Regions from separate parts of the Homo sapiens genome. Here region 2 is linked to region 1. Evidence: chromatin loops called from intact Hi-C (ENCODE). Cell type or tissue: IMR-90. All regions are shown on one strand.

Region 1 (2,500 bases):
CTGGGTCCAGCTGGTTAGTACCAGCCAGTCAGACAGCATTTTCTAACACTGATTGCAGCTGTGTAGACCTGGCAGCTATGTCAGGCTCCCAAAATAAAAGCTTAAGGGTCTTTTATTTTGTTACCAACTGGCCTGGTTTTGACACTTAACTGGGAACAACTAGGCTTTCAAGTGCTGGGTTATATGAGCTCAAGTTACCCACTGTGTTTTCAGATTATCACTTAAACAATCACATGCATGAAATTTAAATCTAGCACTTGCACCTAAATTCAAACTAGAATGTTACGTTAAAAACCTACAGGCTTTGTTCAATCTTGGAGAGACTTTAACTCCCAAGGGAAAAAAAGAGTCCTATTGCACCTCAATCCTCCCTAGGGTGATGGTAAGGATTAAATAGATGGCATCATTTCCATTTTACAGATAAGTTGGATCAGAAGGGTTTCTATCTTGAGTGTGCCTGGCACCTTGTTTTACATCTGTATATACTCCACTGAAAATCATTGTTTATTGGTTGAGTCACCCTATAGTCAGGAAATGGGAAAAGGAAATAAAGGTATGATTTATGTAGTTTTAGGTGTACCGTTGTTTCCATTCTGTCTGGTTCACCATCCTGGGGAAGTTTTCCTTTCTACTCTGTGTCCAAGTGTTGAATTCCTCCTACCCTGTGAGAGGATGACTACCCAGAAATGACCTCTGGGGTTATCTTGGACTTGAATGGTGCAGAGGTAACAACTGATGGTGTGGAGCCTACAAATGAATGTGAAAAGCAACAGGTCTTCCCCCGCCAGTCTCCCTTGCAGCAACCCCGCAGGAAGGCAGTGAGATGAAAAGCCAGGTATGGACCCCTGTGGCAGGGAAGTGTCCAATGTCATCATTAGGTCAGAGAATTGCACCTCCTTGCTATTCAGCTATTTTAATGACATTTTTTCCCACTTGATTTCTTCTCCTTGCTATAAGGTAATTCAGTGTGGAATGAAACCCAGAGACCGGAATCTGATTTGAACAGAGGTTTTATTGTAAGCGGTATTTGTGTTCTTTATTCTCTTTATTTTTATTTTATTGTTTTTAATTTATGTTTACAGTCAACACAATAAGCCCAGTTTTTGTGTTCTTTAAAGTGTAAGTTTTTTTCACATATTGTTCAATGTTGTAAATGTTTTATATTTATGAAAACTACAGTTTTTAGTCATAACCTTTCAAGCCTCCTTGGGAAACAGCTGCACTATTCTTTTAGACCACACGAGGGCAATGGTGTCACGTGTAAAAGATGCTCGCCTGCTGCTTTCTGAACAGATGGCACATTTGTTAGACTTCATTGGATGTATTTTTCCTTTATTGAAGCACAGGGGAATTTCGCATTTGCAGGTAGAATGGGGAAAGACAGTTAAAATTTTATACCGTATTTTTATCTCTTTGTTTATGCTGATAAAGGTAGCAAAGGCAGTTGATTTTTTCTCTTTTTTGCTGTTTTGAGGGATTGGTGTGCTAACAAGTTGAGGTCAGCATTCATTACCACAGTGACCCTGGCAGAAGATGCTCTGTTGATTTTGCATTTCATTGAAAATGTCACAGAGATAATACATAAACCCGTCTTTCCCCCCCAAACCCTCCAATACCCTTTCGATATGATTCTCATCCTGTTGTTCCTATTGGATTATCTTTGTGATTAATGTTTCTCCACGCCCATTAAGTAGGGAGACTACAGCCAGCTTTCTCTGAGGATACCTTGTGTGACCTTACTTACTCCGCGGTCACAGAAACTCTGAAGTGTTCCTTTCACGGATGGGCTTGGTCCTGCTGGGTTCCTAATGTCCCCCAGTCTCTCTGGGTTCTGGAGGTCTTCACTCAGAACTAACCAGCTCACTCTTCCTAAGGCAGAATAATGCAGAGGTTTCACCCAAAAGTAGGCAGTACTAGCATCTTTTCTATGGGAATATTTGGTTTGCCATGTTATATTGGCCTGTCCATTTTAAAAAAAATTAGTTTTCAACGCTTAAATGCAAAGACTTCTCATTAAAGATCTAGGTTTCTTGCTTTTCTTGAAACATCGGACAGCATGGTATTTCTAGCCTGAACAGCCCCTGGTGACAATCGGCAGAGCCACCTTTGTGGCTTTATGCAGTCACTGCACACACAGATCTTCCCTTTTGTTTTCCTGACACTAAGGGAGGTGCCCTTTTTAACCACGTTTGTACTCTTTTCGTTGTAATAAAAAGGAAAATGAGAATTTAATACCCATGCCCGTCTCAAAGGAAAAAAAAAAATAGAAAGGTATAGTAGGAGAGCCACATGTCTCAAGAAAAAAAAATGATCCTAAATCTAGACCTCCCTGCTGTAGCACTTAGAGTAATTGCCTGGCCTTGCGGGCATTCGATTTTCAGCACCTGGGAGAGCTTCGTCTTTAAAAGTGGGCTGGCCTGGGGTTGTCCTTGGTTAAACCCCAAGGACACTTGAGAGTCCAGTCATCTTTTATCCTGATGGTTCAATGGGGACAACCTCA
Region 2 (2,500 bases), 490 kb after region 1:
GGGAAGAAAGATAAATATGTTGGGTGAAGTTGTCAGAGAGAAGGAGAAGTAAAGGGGTCGAAGACACAGTAGAGCTCAGTGGTGTCAGAATAAGGACATGAATAATTGCTATAGTTGAAGAGTGAAACACAGAGGATAGGAGGACATGGAGACTGGGGAATTTTGAATTTAACAATTTGCATTTGGAGGATATTTTGGGGGAAGATCAAATTATAATTTGTCTACACTTATGTTAACTAAACTCTCAACTCTGAGGGCAAGGGATAGTATTATAGTCAATATTCAATATTTATATCTTGTGTTATTTACCTTGTTCATCTCAATGAAAGCACTTAACAAATTCAACTGGCTTTTCCTCTCTTCAGACCCTGAATTACTCAGCATCTAGAGAAGCCAAAAATATGTGAGCCTTTCTTTGCTCTTTGAAAGGTCATAACAGAATTTTTAAGTGGTTACTTAAAAACCAATCAGGGATGACTAGCCCTGATGATTCTGTCTTCCTGAGTAAATTCTCTATAGGATTTAACACAATACTATGTGTACACAGAAGAGTCTATGTGATAACAAATATTTGTACATTGCATAATACTTTCTTAAGTATTTTCTCATATATTGTGAGACGATTTTCAGAGAAAACTTTGTAGTGGTATGTAAAGTATTATTGCTATTCAACAGATAAGGAAAATGAGATACACATTATTCAAGGGTCTTATTCAAATTTTCAAGGTGAAATAATGGCCTAGCAAGGCAAACAGAGCAGACCTCCTAGCTTGTGGTTCAAAGCTTTACCCACAAAGATACTTTTTAACATTGTAAAATAAGTATCTTCTTTTGCTAGTTCCAAAGGAAGTTTTACTTTGGTTATTCATGTTCCTGTTTTTGAACTAATTGAAAACTAATTTAAAGCTAACATACTCTCCTTAAGCTGACTTTACAAGACATTTTTCAGAAAACCTATGGTTAAATCTAGGTGTCTGGGTTTCTCTCTCCCTTAACAATAATAGATAAATGTATTGCTGTTGTAATTTATTGGTCAGCAACACCAAGTGAAAGTAAGGTAAAGGTGATTTATAATTTGTAATTGTGTTTCTTTCAATTCGGAAAGGAAAGGGATTCTCCACTCATACAATGTGAGAGGAAAAAAGAATAAACACAGATAGAAAAGCCTGTGTCAAAATGCCAGAAATGAGCTGAACTGACTCACTAGCTCTTGAATTACCAGCAAATCCAACCCATCATTTCTCATGCAATTATGTTGAACCCCATTTCATTTTCTTGTGATGAAACAAGCTAGGAGGTCTGCTTTGTTTGCCTTTTTGTTGAATTGGAAAGTGTTGAAATAAACATTACTGTCATTCAGTTGGATTTCAAGTTATTTAACTATTCTAACAGCATTTGCAGGCAGGTTGCAGGGTAAGTGTCCATGGTTTGCCAGTTCAGTTCAACACGTCTCTGAGGATATCACAAACTAGGCTACAAGACAGATACAGATTTATGATAACCATCCAGATACGTGAGGAACCAGAGACTATAGGAAGTGCTTAGTTAGACAGCAAGAAAATTCAGATGTTTTAAATGTATAAATATTTCTGTGATTCTCACCTATGATCTAAACTCTGCTTGGTCATGAGTTTCATACACCATTAGGATATTAATGTATTTATTCAAATTCATTGGCTAGAAGGTTAAAGTGGGAATTTCCAGGAAAAAAAAACCCACGATGATTGGGGCCAACAATCTACAGATGCCATTCTTGGCTATGGTGAGACAGTCAGTGAGTCAAATAAGTTATCAGAACATGATTTTGTATTCATTCAACAACAAAAATAGCTATTGGACATTTTCCAGATCTCAGACACTGCAGTATACAGTGTGTTCAAAACAGATAAGATCTTTGTGTTGATAGAAGTTAATGGCAGTCTCTGGCCATTGGGCCTTTTTAGCTTATCTGAATGATAATGCTTAGAAAATAAATTATAAGCACCTTACTACTGGCACATTTTACCTTTTGGAAAGCATCTATTATTTCATTATAAGACCTAAATTTGACGATTTTTCCCTAGCATTTTAATAGGGATTCAGATGAGTCCAAAACCAGAAAACACAAACTTTGAGATTGTATCATATTATCAGATAGATAACATACATAAATTCAACATTTTGGGATTTCACAGAGAATATGCTTTCACTGATTAGGAAAAGCCACACAAAGCTAACTTCAATGTTAACGACATTCCACAAAATGTAATAGTCCCCGTACTTTTGCACATAATATTCTCTCTTTGTCATGACCTTCTTTATTAAGACGCTACTCTGAAATCACCTCTATGAAATCTTTTCCTATATCTTAGATAGAATTAGTTATTTCCTGCCCAGACCTCAAATTCTGTAAGAATAGTTTTCATTGCAGTGGTTAGTATAGTCCCAGTCTCAGAGCAGCCAGCTGAATGAATAGTATATGTACATATTTTGACATAGCACTGATAACATGGTATTATAA

The links. A loop is a pair of places that touch in the nucleus more often than their neighbours do. Peaks named below come from ENCODE experiments on the same cell type or tissue, not always from the same donor. Only the 100,000 strongest peaks of a DNase experiment are listed, where the experiment ranks them.
Region 2: it touches region 1 in a loop (5-fold over the local background); 2 of 110 quality-filtered maps call a loop at or near these places.

Annotation. Positions count from the first base shown.
Region 1 is chr5:163,563,264-163,565,763 of GRCh38, forward strand. No RefSeq gene overlaps it. Among named protein-coding and RNA genes, the nearest start is that of MAT2B, 59 kb to the left of the region's middle. In IMR-90, a CTCF peak has its summit at 1,237; a DNase peak (open chromatin) is centred at 1,258.
Region 2 is chr5:164,051,480-164,053,979 of GRCh38, forward strand. No RefSeq gene overlaps it. Among named protein-coding and RNA genes, the nearest start is that of LINC03000, 240 kb to the right of the region's middle. In IMR-90, no CTCF peak of the experiment used is centred here; DNase peaks (open chromatin) are centred at 442 and 1,252; H3K27ac peaks cover 267 bases.